Linked DNA regions of Homo sapiens: region 2 is linked to region 1. Evidence: read pairs that join two places in POLR2A ChIA-PET (ENCODE). Cell type or tissue: OCI-LY7. All regions are shown on one strand. Links, peaks and the distances in the headings refer to the core of each region. The heading gives the core; the rest is flanking DNA.

Region 1 (6,661 bases), core at 799-5,798:
AGAGAATAGAATAGAATGATGTTTACCGTGGACGACAGGGTGGGGTGAGGGGAATGGAGAGTTGTTGGTCAAAGGATACAAAATTTCATTTAGACAGATGAATAAGTTCTGGAGATCTATTGTATGGCATATTGACTATAGCTAATAATAATGGATTATATACTTGAAAATTGCTAAGAGAGTAAATGTTCTCGCCACACACAAACGAAAATGGTATGTGAGTGATGGATATGTTATTAGGTTTGATTTAATCACCTAACAATATATATATCTCAAAACATCACATTGTATACCATAAATATATATATAATTTTTGTTAGTTAAGTATACCTTAATAAAACTTGGGGAAAGGCACCTGAAAATATATGAAGTTTAAAGCAAAATGTAAGGTACTGTGATTGGGAAAATAGCAAAAATAGCAACAATTCGTACACACAAAGTTAATAGGGAGGACAAACAGAGTCGTTTATTCCCCCAGCCTAAAAATAATATAAAACAAATATGTGGGGAGATCCAATGCTCTGCCACATTTTGTGATTCTAAAAAACAATATGAGCAAGGAACAAAGACTATTAAAAGTTACCAGGCAGATTTGAAAAAGAACCAACTGGAAGTTCTAATTGTGAAAAATATAATAAATTAGAAATGCAAGGAATGAAATGAACAGATTAGATGCAACTAAATAATGAATTAGTGAACTGGAATAGAGATCTAAAGAAATTACCTAGAACATAGCACAGAAGTTAAGAGACATGGAAAGCAAAGGGAGCTATTTCTAATCAAAGCTGCAAAGGATAGAAGAAATAGAATAGGGTAAAGGCAATATTTGAAGAGACAATGGCTAAGAAATTTACAGAATCATTGAAAGACGTAAATCCTCAAATTCAGGAAACCCACAAATCCCAAGCAAAATAAGTGATGAGAAATTCTGCAGAGCATGAAAACTGAAGAGGTTTTTTTTTTTTTTTTGTTTTGTTTTTTTAAGATGGAGTCTCGCTCTGTCGCCCAGGCTGGAGTGCAGTGGCGTGATCTTGGCTCACTGCAACATTTGCCTCCCAAATTCAAGTGATTCTTCTGCCTCAGCCTCCTGAGTAGCTGGGATTATAGGAGCCCACCACCACACCCAGCTAATTTTTGTATTTTTAGTAGAGACGGGGTTTCACCATGTTGGCCAGGCTGGTCTCGAACTCTTGACCTAAGGTGATCTGCCCACCTTGGCCTCCCAAAGTGCTGGGATTACAGGTGTGAGCCATCGTGCCCGGCCAAGAGATCTTTAAATAACCAGGGATAAATGCAGATTGTCTTTAAAAAGTTTAAAGGAACAATAGTCTGATAGCTCATCTCTTGAAAACAACAATGAAAATCAGAAGGCAGTGAAAAATGCCTGCAAAGTGCTGAGGCAAAATTTTTGTTGACCTAGAATTGGTGAGATGTATATTTTCAGGTAAACAACACAGAGAGTTTACAATCATCAGACCCTCAGTGAAAGAACTTCTAAATAATTAGCTTTAGGAGAAGGAATGTAATCCCAGAAGGAAGGGCAGAGATGCAAGAAGAAATGGCAGGGAAAAAAACCTCAACAACAATTATAAACATGTGAGTAAATCTAAACAAATCCTGAAAATATTAGATGCATAAAATTTAAAAACTCAACTAATTTGTATGTCAGTGAAAAAACAAGATAGAACCAAAATGCTGTATAAAAGTAACCTTTAAGTCAGGAAGGAGATGATCCGAGTTAAAGTATCCTAAGACCCTTGTATTGTTTGAGAGAGGTTAACTGTTGATTGACTTTAGGCTTTAAGAATGCATGTTAAAAATTACTATGGTAACTACTAAAATAATAGAAATATAGTATCTAACCTCACATAACTAAAGGGAAAAATAATGGAATGAGAAAAAAAAATCACTGAATCAATTTAACAGCCAGAAAGGCAAGAAACAATAGAAAGCATGGTACAAATAGGAAGCATTAATAATATGATATAATTAAATCTAAATATACCAATGATCCCAGTAAATGTAAATGGGCAAATCTATCCAGGTAAAAAGACAAAAAATTATCAGACTAGATTAAAAAAGCAATTTCCGGAAATATGCCATTTAAAACAGACCTATCTAAAGCATTAAGATAAAAGTGAAAAGATGAGAAAAATATACGGAACAAATAGTAACTGAAGAAAGCACATGCCATGGTATTAATGTAAGATTTTAAGATTAACATCATTACTAGCAATAAAGAAGGTCAGGATATATGGATAGAAGTTTCAATTCACAAGAATATGCATCAATTCTAAATTTATATGCCCCAACAAAGATAGCTTTAAAAAGACAATTATAAATCCATTATTTAGTGGGAGATTTTAAACATACTTCCCAGTCATAAAATACAACCATGTGAAGAATAGGAATATAGACAATTCAAACAATTCAAATAGCTAGTTTTATCTAATGGATGTATTTAGAATATTGAACTCAACATCTGGAACACATATTCTTTTCAGGGAATAAAAATACATACTTGGGCTGGGTGCGGTGGCTCACACCTGTAATCCCAGCACTTTGGGAGGCTGAGACAGGTGGATCACGGGGTCAGGAAATCAAGACCATCCTGGCCAACACGATGAAACCCCGTCTCTACTAAAAAAAATACAAAAAAAATTAGCCAGGCGTGGTGGCGGGCACCTGTAGTCCCAGCTACTCGGGAGGCTGAGGCAGGAGAATGGTGTGAACCTGGGAGGCGGAGCTTGAAGTGAGCTGATATGGTGCCACTGAACTCCAGCCTGGGAGACAGAGCGAGACTCTGTCTCAAAAAAAAAAAAAAAAAAAAAGAAGAAATACATACTTGATATGGTTTGGCAGTGTCCCCACCCAAATCTCACCTTCAATTGTAATAATTCCCACTTGTCAAGGGTGGGACCAGGTGGAGGTAATTGAATCATAGGGTGGTTTCCCCCATACTGTGTCTTGTGATAGTGAATAAATATCATGAGATCTGATGGTTTTATAAATGGGAGTTCCCCTGCACAAGTTCGCTTGCCTGCCACCATGTAAGACATCTCTTTGCTCTTCCTTCATCTTCTGCCATGATTGTGAGGCCTCCCCAGCCATGTGGAACTTAAGTCCATTACACCTTTTTCCTTTATAATTTACCCAGTCTCGGGTATGTCTTTATTAGCAGCGTGAGAATAGACTAATACAATACCAGACTATAAAAACAAGCCTCAATACATTTCAAACAATCTTTAATATACTTCTCTGACTAAATGAAATTAAATTAGATTCTAGTAACAAAAAGAAAGCTAAAAATAGGTAATATATTTGGAAATTTAGAAAATTCACTTCTAAATAACCTATAGTTGAGAAGAAACTATAATGGAGAATAGAAAATACTGTAACTGAATGATTAAAAAATACTATCTGTTTAAACTTATGCAATATTACCAAAACATATAACTTTAAATGCTTATACCTAAAACATCAGAAAAAGAACAATAAGATAAACCCAGAAAGTAATGGCAGGAAATAATAAACACAGGAGCAAAAGTCAATGAACTTAAAAGAATAGATACAGAAAGGATCAATAAAATCACAAGTTGGTTCTTTCTTTCTTCTTCTTTTTTTTTTTTTTAGGCAGAGTCTTGCTGTGTTGCCCAGCCTGGAGTACAGTGATGTGATCTCAGCTCACTGCAACCTCTGCCTCCCGGGTTCAAGCAATTCTCCTGCCTCATCCTCCTGAGTAGCTGGGACTACAGACTCACACCACTATGCCCGGCTAATTTTTTGTATTTTAGTAGAGATGGGGTTTCACCATGTTGGCTAGGCTGATCTTAATCTCCTGACCTCGTGATCTGCCTGCCTTGGCCTCCCAAAGTGCTGGATTACAGGCGTGAGCCACCACACCCAGCCAAGCTGGTTATTTTAAAGGACTATTTGTATGGATAAACCACTGGAAAGATTCATATGTTAATGTATTAGTCCATTTTCATGCTGCTGACAAAGACATACATCATTTATAAACAAAAAAGAGGTTTAATGGACTCACAGTTCCACGTGGCTGGGGAGGCCTCATAATCATGGTGGAAGGCGGAAGGACTTTGTACTTGGTGGCAGGCAAAGAGGGAATGAGTGCCAAGCAAAAGGGGGTTTCCCCTTATAAAACCATCAGATCTCATGAGACTGTTCATGAGAACAGTATGGGAGAAACAGCCCCCGTGATTCAATTATCTCCCACTGGGTCCCTCCCACAACATGAGGGAGTTATGAGAGCTACAATTCAAGATGAGATTTGGGTGGGGACACAGCCAAACCGTATCAGTTAATTTCTTAGGGCTGCTGTAACAAATGATCATAAACTTAGTGGCTTAAAATGACACAAATGTATTGTCTCACAGTATAGGTTAGACATTCAACAGAGGTATCCCCGGGCTAAAATCAAGGTATCAGTAAGACTGTGTTCCTTTTGGAGGCTCTAGACTAGAATCCATTTTCTGGCTGTTTCCAGCTTCTGGAAGCTGTCTGAATTCCTTGGCTTGTGGCCTCCTTCCATCTTCAAAGCCAGCAATGGCCTGCTGAGTCTTTCTCATATTGTATCACTCTGACATTGACTCTTCTGCTACCCAATTCCACATTCATGATTACACTGGATCCACCCAGATAATCCAGGATAATTTCTTCATTTTAAGATCAGCTGATTAACAACCTGAATTCCATCTTCTGCCTTAATTCCACTTTGCCATGTTATGTAATATATTTACAGGTTCCAGGAATTAAGATAGGGACACTTATTCTGCCTGCCAAAACTGAATAATAAAAAAAATGAGAGAAGGTACAAGTAACTAATGTTAGAAATTAAAAAGGGATATAACTACAGACATAGCAAAATTAAAGATGTAATAAGAGGATATTGTGAATAATTTATGTCAATAAATTTGAAACACAAAGACACATATCTAGGAAACTTACTTAGGAAGCAATGGAAAGCTCAAGAGTTTTACAACAATTAAAGAAACTCAGTCCATGGTTTTTAATCTTCTCTGTTTCAGATGATTTTCACACTAGTTTCAGATGATTTTCCAGGCAATTCCTGCCAAACTTTCAAGAAACAGACCAAACAGATAAATGTAATTTTATGTAATTTTTTTCAAAGCATAAAAAAGAGGAGACATTTATTTATTTCTTTTTTAAAAAAAGATGAAAATTTTATTTACTGGGAAATTCTTGCTGATTTTTTTTTTTTTTTTTTGAGATGGAGTCTCACTTTGCTGCCCAGGCTGTAGTGCAATGGTACAATCTCCGCTCACTGCAACCTCAGCCTCCTGGGTTCAAGAGAGTCTCCTGCCTCAGCCTCCCGAGTAGCTGGATTACAGGTACACACCACCATGCCCAGCTAATTTTTGTATTTTTATTAGAGACAGGGTTTCACCATGTTGGCCAGGCTGGCCTCAAACTCCTGACCTCAAGTGATCTGCCCACCTCCGCCTCCCAAAGTGCTGGGATTACAGGTGTGAACTACCACACCTGGCTCTTGCTGATTTTTGCATAGGGATGTGACAAAAGCAACATCAGAATTTATTGTGATTCTATCTACAGAAACTGGAGAAGATGATTTCATTGGTTCATTAAACCCCTCAATGTCTTCTACCTGCCCTTCCTAACCTTTACATTCAAAATTATCTTCCTGCCTATATATCTGTTAGTCAATCATCTTTCTTCCATTAAGTTTATGAAATTCTTCATGACATGATATGGACTTTGACAGTGCTGTTTTTGATGTCGTAATACATGGCAGATTGACTCGTGATAATATCACTTATAGCTTATTCAGGGGTCAGTAAACTATGGTCTTTTACAGCCTCTTTTGTTTAAAATGGTTGGGAAATAAAGAATATTTTATGACATAAAAATTATATTAAACTTGAAGTTTAGTATCCATAAATAAAGTTTTATTGGAATGCAGCCATACTCATTTTTATATGCATTTTCTGTGGCTGTTTTCATCCTATAAGGTGAGAATTGTGTAGTTGCAACAGAGACCATATGACCCACAAAGGCTAAAACATTTACTAAATGACCCCTTATAGAAACTAAGTTGCAGACCATGGCCTATATATTTACATTACACTACAATTATAAAATATAAGTATTTGACAGTATTTAAACCTTTGGATGAATGATCTTACATAGTGAAATGTATAGGTATATCTACATTACAGATATATCCTCTTAATTTTTACCATTTTTCAGTTGACTGTTTTAGCTTTTTTAAATACACACTTTTGTCTGTAAATAATTATAACAATTGGCCGGGCGCGATGGCTCATGACTGTAATCCCGGCACTTTGGGAGGCCGAGGCGGGTGGATCATGAGGTCAGGAGATTGAGACCATCCTGGCCAACATGGTGAAACCCCCGTCTCTATTAAAATACAAAAAATTAGCTGGGCGTGGTGAGGTGTGCCTGTAGTCCCAGCTACTCGGGAGGCTGAGGCAGGGGAAATCGCTTGAATCCAGGAGGCAGAGTTGCAGTGAGCCGAAATCGTGCCACTGCACTCCAGCCTAGCGACAGAGCAAGACTCCGTCTTAATAAATAAATAAATAAATAAATAAATAAATAAATAAATAAATAAACCAATTATGTCATACTACTCTTTTTTTTTCTT
Region 2 (6,661 bases), core at 509-5,508, 150 kb before region 1:
TGTAATCCCAGCACTTGGGAGGCCGAGGTGGGCAGATCACAAGGTCAGGAGCTTGAGACCAGCCTGGCCAACGCAGTGAAACCCCGTCTTTACTAAAAATACAAAAAATTAGCTGGGCATGGTGGCGGGCACCTGTAATTCTCGCTACTTGGGAGGCTGAGGCAGGAGAATCACTTGAACCCGGGAGGCAGAGGTTGCAGTGAGCTGAGATTGCATCACTGCTCTCTAGCCCGGGCGACAGTGTGAGTCTCTGTCTCAAAATCAATCAATCAATCAATCAATCAATCAATCAATCTGTTGTTGCACAACAGCAAAATTTAATGGTCTAAAGTAATAACCACTTTATTATTTCACAATTCTATGGTTGACTGGGCTCTCCACAATGGTTTTTCTCCTCTATGTGATGTTGGCATAGGCTCCTGTCATTTGTGGGCTTGATTAGTTTGGAATGTCCAAGATGGCTCACTCAGATGGCTGACATTTGATGTTTGCTACTGGCTGCTGGCTATTGGCTGGGAGCCCACCTGGAGCTATTAGCCAAAGCTTACTTACATGGTGGCTACTTTATATGTGGCCTCTCCACGTGGCTTGGGCTTCTCAGAACATGGTAGCTGGATTCTGAGAGAGAGCATCCCAAGAGTGAGCTCGAAGAGGTAAAATTGGAAGCTGTCAACTGGCATGATGCCCACTTCTGCCACATTCTTTTGGTTAACCGATTCACAGATTCAACCCAGAGATAAGAGGAGGGGAAAAATATTCCACTGCTCAGTGCAAATAATCACAAAGATTTTATGGTCATTTAAAAACTATCACAAGTGCCAACAGAAATCAGAAGCAAAGCACAATGCAACCAGTTCAAATTTTAAACATAATTACCAGTAATTTTTCTCAAGCTGCGAAGATTCAAAACTATGCAATTCACCCATTTTAAAGTTTGAGACCAAAGTTTTTCTTTGAAAGCTTCATTAAAAACAAATCATAAAATTACTATGTAGAAAGACCTGAGAAGTATTATATTTAAACATAAACAGTATAAAATATTGGTTTTCTTTCAACAAAGAATTTTTAAAAATCAATGACATTATTGTGCATAGTACATTTGTTTTCTTTTAACATGTAAAAACAGACTCCATTAACAATTACAGATCTAGCATTTGCAGTTTCAGCTGCTTGCAAATGGCTCTGAAAGTCATGGAGCATTTGAATTACAAGCTTTGAGGCTGATGTGTAGTGCCATCAGATCACTTATCTTGTGAGTGAGCTTAGTTTTCTATCTGGCATTTGCAACTTTTTGGAATTTGTTTTATTCTACATGTTATCATTTGTATTAATAAGTGATTAAATTTGTTTCTTTGTGGTAAATAATTCTCAAGAGGAAAAAAATATGTTACAGAGCCAAACTGACAGTAGAAAGCCAGAAGCCTGTACAAAGGTTGACATACTCATGAATATGAGTGGTTCAACATGGTGAAACCCTGTCTCTACTAAAAATACAAAAATTAGTTGGGCGTGGTGGCATGCACCTGTAATCCCAGCTACTTGGGAGGCTGAGGCAGGAGAATTGCTTGAATCTGGGAGGTGGAGGATGCAGTGAGGTGAGATCACGCCACTGCGCTCCAACCTGGGTGACAGAGCAAGACTCTGTCTCAGAAAAAAAAAAAAAGTCTCTGAGATCACTAATGTCAAGAATCCAGTGTACTATACAAGGGGACTTCAAACAGTTTTTGAAAGATGAAATTAAAAGATAAAAATTAAAAATGTAAACATATTTCTCAAAATAACTCCATCATGCTCAAGACAGTTTTGTAAGCAATGATAGCCACTTAGTCCACCCCTAAAGAACTGAGAATCCTGGAAATTTAACCAAGTCAATGCAGTCTTTTTTACATAATTAACTGAAGAAAAATAGGTGCCTTTTCAAGATTTTTTAGGATTTGAAAACAAAAGGAAGTCAGAAGGGGCAAAATCAGGACTGTAAGGCAAAAACCTAGTGATTTCCCATTGAAACTTTTGCAAAATTTTCCGTTTGATGAGAGGAATGAGCATGAACATTGTCATGGTAGAGGACTCTGCTGAAGCTTTTCCAGGCATTTTTTTTTAAACTAAAGCCTTGGCTAACTTTCTTAAAACACTCATAATAAGCAGATCTAATTGTTCTTTGGCCCTTCAGACAGTCAACAAGCAAAATGCCTTGGGCATCCCTGAAAATTTTTGCCATGACCTTTGCGCTTAACTGGTCTGCTTTTGCTTTGACTGGACTACTTCCATCTCTTAGTAGCCATTGCTTTGATTGTGCTTTGCCTTTTGGATTGTACTGGTAAAGCCGTATTTCATTTCCCATTACAATTCTTCAAAGCAATACTTCAGGATCTTCAGCCACATCCTTTTTTTTTTTTTTTTTGAGACAGAGTCTCACTCTGTTGCCCAAACTGAAGTGCAGCAGCAGCAGCACAATCTTGGCTCACTGCAAGCTCTGCTTCCTGGGTTCAGGCAATTCTCATGCCTCAGCCTCCTGAGTAGCTGGAACTATAAGCATACGCCACCATGCCTGGATAATTTTTGTATTTTTAGTAGAGATGGGGTTTCACCATGTTGTCCATGCTGATCTCGATCTCCTGACCTTGTGATCTACCCACTTTGGACTCCCAAAGTGCTGGGATTATAGGTGTGAACCACTGCAAACATTTTTATCATTTTTTTCTAAAAAATTGATGTGGGTGGTCTGCCGCCGTGAGTTTCATCTTCAGCTTGTCTTGTTCCTTTCTAAAAGGACTGATCCATTTGTAAACTGCTGATTTCCTTGGGGCATTGTCCCCATAAACTTCCCGTAAAGCATCAGTGATTTCACCATTCTCCCACCCATGCCCCACCATAAAGTCGATGTTTGTTTCGTTTCAATTTCAGTAGCATGTTGCTCTGATAGGGATCTTTTTAAAACTGATGTCTTATTCTTTTTACTACCTCAAACTAGATCTTGTTCAGACATGTTGTAACAAGCTGGTACAAGTTTATTTTGGTGCAAAATAATCTTAAAATCCATATACACATTTTTCATAGTGCACTTTTTTTTGTTTTTGAGACAGGGCCTCTGCTCTGTTGCCCAGGCTGGTGTGCACTGGTACAATCATAGCTCCCTGCAGCCCTGATCTCCTGGGCTCGAGCAGTCCTCCAGCTTCAGCCTCCTGAGTAGCTGGGACAACAAGTATGCACCACCATGCCTGGCTAATTTATTTGATTTTTAGCGGAGACAAGGCCTCGCTATGTTGTCCAGGCTGCTCTCAAACTCCTGGGTTCGAGCAATCCTCCTGCCTTCGCCTCCTGAGTAACTAGGACTACAGGCACATGCCACTGCATCTGGCTGACTTAGGTATTTATTTATGGAGGTGGAGTTCTCGCTTTGTTGCCCTTGTGCTGAGATTGCAGGTGTGAGCCACCATGCCTGACCTGTTCAACTTTTATCTGCCAGATACTGCATCATGCCAGTTACAGAGATCAAAGACTCAATCAGTCTTCGAGAAGCTACATCGTTGTACAGATAATAAGCAATAAAACAAAACAAAATTATAAATCAAGCAGGACTCAGGGTTCTGGCTTCTGCAGCCGAATAAGTAGCTAAGATATACAGATAGATGAGATTTGGGGAGTATCAGTTTGGTTTGGAGTATATTAAATCATGAGGGACTCATGGGATATCAAGTTGGAGATGTCTAATGTCTAACTTGGAAGTGGGCCTTACGAGGGGTCACAGCTAGACATGTTGTCATTGGCATATAGTCATTGGCAGTTAAAGCCACGAGGGTGAATAATGTTTTTCCCCAGAGGGAAATAAAAAGAAGTAAAATGTGTTTCACTTGGTTTGATTTGGGGGTTAGGGGGTTGGTTTTTGTCTTTATTTTTTCCTCTTCTTAAATGTTTGATGGAAGGCTTGTAATAGAACTGAATAGCATGAGGAAGTGAGACTGAATTCACTGAAGCTCGGATAGAGTATAGGAGATTTTTGAATGAGAAAAGACCCTTAGCCAGTGGAAGCTGGGTGGTTAAGTTTCATGTGGTAGCTTCCTTCAAGGAGCACACAGGAAAATCTTTTCACGGAGAGACACCTAAGGAGCTGAGGACAGTTTAGCCTGACTGGAAGAATACAGGCAGTGCTACAATATGAAAAATGCTGAATACTTTTAGAACTAGTCGTAACTAATGGGAGCTCTACACTGAATGACATTTCCCATTCTTGTGAAGAAGAGGATGCTACTTTTTGCATTTAGGATTTTCTACAGTGCTTTGAGCAGACTAGAAGATGTGAGGATGGAAGTCTTCCAGTCTTCCACATGTTAAAACAGAAAGGAAAGTGGGGGACCTTTGTTGTTTTGTGTTTTCTACAGTGCCTTGAGTAGTGCCTTGCACAGAATAAACACTCAGTTTATATTTTAATATGAATTGATGGCATTTATTAGCTAGGAATTGGCCATCAAGATACTTATTGATAAAAGAAACTCCTTGTATTAGCTAGCTAAAAAATGAAAGAATGGATATAATTTTGCTCTTTTCATATAAGAATTACCTATTCTTTAACCTGTATAATTTTTTCCAGTTGCTTAGTGCTTTTGCAGCACTCATTTTTAGTGTAATGTGTTTCGTGTTTCTTAGGAATGTGGTGGACCACCTTGGTCAGCAGAAGGGAAAATAGGGGTAGCAGTAAGATCCACTAAAAAGAGTGTAATAATTTTTAGTGTGGCTGTTTCCTTCCTTTTTTTCACCATTTCTTCCCTTCCCTTCTTCCTCCTCATAAACCCTTTCCCCCTCCCCACAAGAAGACAATACATGTTAGCAACTTAATATGAATTCTGCCATACTTTTCCTCTATGGTCATAAACCATAAATGTGGCACACACATGTATATGTGTTTGTGTGTGTGTATCCATATATGTAATGGTGTTTTTGTGGCACTGTTGAACAAATGGTAATGTATACACATTTTTTTTTTTCTGTATCTTACCTTTCTCATTCAATAATATCTTCTGGATATTCCTCCAAATCCCATTTCATCTTTCCCCTGTGGCATCCACTTTATGCTCAGGGTTTTGCTACTAGAACATTGAGGTCCTTATAGATATTTTTAACATAATCATACTTTTATTTCTTTGGAATAAATTCCCATGAGTAGAATTGTTGGGCTGAGGAGTATATGTATTTTTAATTTTAATAGATTTATCAGAGTGATTTTCAAAAAGATTATAATGCTTAATGCTCCCACTAGCAACTTATGAAAGTACTTTTCCTTCACTTTCTCACCAGAAACGATCAACAATTTTCATAGGTTCTCTTAATTTTTGCTAGTCTGATAGGAATAAAGTTTCATTCTTACTTTAACTTGCATTTCCCTGAGAGCTAATGAATTTGAACACTTTTCATATGTTTGTTGGCTATTTCAATTTGTTCTTCTGCTATCTAACTTTATGGAGTTGTTTTTCTTTTTTTATTGTCAATTTGTAAGAGCTCTTTTTCATATTCTTGTGTAGTTAAACATGTCTATTTTAAAAATAGCTACTTGGTTTCTAGTCTTGGCTTTGAAGTTTTTATCTGTTTATAGGAGACTTTATTGAATGATTTTAATTTTTTTACACTTAAGTCTTTAATATAGAATTAGTTTTTACATATGGTATAAGATGCAGATCTTCTTTTATACTAAACTCAGCCCAAACTCCTCTCCAGACCTTCACCCGGGGTAGAGAGCTTGCTACCTCCTAATTGTGTTAAAATACCACATATATTTTTATTATACTCAGGAGGGGGTCCTATGGCCAGGACACCTTATATTTATTTAGTGTATCAATCCGTTTTCATGCTGCTGATATAGACATACCCGAGACTGGGAAGAAGAAGAGGTTTAATGGACTTACAGTCCCACAGGGCTGGGGAGGCCCCACAATCATGGCAGAAGGCAAGGAGGAGCAAGTCGCATCTTCAGTGGATGGCGGCAGGCAGAGAGAGAGCTTGTGCAGGGGAACCCCTCTTTATAAAACCATCAGATCGCGTGAGACTTATTCACTATCATGAAAACAGCACCAGAAAGACCCGCCCCCATGATTCAATTACCTTTCACTGGCACTGGGTCCCTCCCACGACACGTAGGAATTGTGGGAGTAACAATTCAAGATGAGATTTGGGTGAGGACACAGCCAAACCATATCAATTAATTCAGTCTCAGAAGAAATCTTTCCAGAAAGTCAAACTGATGCTCTACTTTTGGCCTAGAATTCTGGTAGAGGCAAGAATGTAAACATTCCACATTAGTCTCCTCTTTATTCTGTCTTTTTTTTTTTTTTTTTGGTTAGATTTTGTTTTTTTGTTTTCTATAAGGTCTTAGTAACTTACATAATTCCCCTACTTTCACTGACTTTATTCTATTTTTATTAACTAACCTTACATTTCTCCCTCTTCTTAATCATTTTCCTTATGATTAATATTGCCCACTCAACAATCCTTAGTCCTACCAAAGGACTTTTTTTGGAAGTCTTTTAGGAATGCTAGAACTTACTGATATACTATACCCATTGTTATCTTTTTTATTATATTATAAAATTCTACTATCTTAGTTTTTCATTTTTACTATTCACTTTTACCTCAAGTTTGATAAATATTACATAATAAATAAAAATTACAT

Evidence for each region. Peaks named below come from ENCODE experiments on the same cell type or tissue, not always from the same donor. Only the 100,000 strongest peaks of a DNase experiment are listed, where the experiment ranks them.
Region 2: POLR2A ChIA-PET joins it to region 1 with 5 read pairs; 3 of 35 experiments call an interaction of 5 or more read pairs at or near these places.

Annotation. Positions count from the first base shown.
Region 1 is chr4:39,013,342-39,020,002 of GRCh38, reverse strand. All of the region lies in intron 1 of TMEM156 (transmembrane protein 156), which reads left to right. Among named protein-coding and RNA genes, the nearest start is that of TMEM156, 16 kb to the left of the region's middle. In OCI-LY7, for the core only: no CTCF peak of the experiment used is centred there; no DNase peak of the experiment used is centred there.
Region 2 is chr4:39,163,598-39,170,258 of GRCh38, reverse strand. No RefSeq gene overlaps it. Among named protein-coding and RNA genes, the nearest start is that of WDR19, 16 kb to the left of the region's middle. RefSeq lists an enhancer at 2,350-3,549. In OCI-LY7, for the core only: no CTCF peak of the experiment used is centred there; DNase peaks (open chromatin) are centred at 2,438, 2,858, 3,398 and 3,868; H3K4me3 peaks cover 3,527 bases; H3K27ac peaks cover 4,459 bases.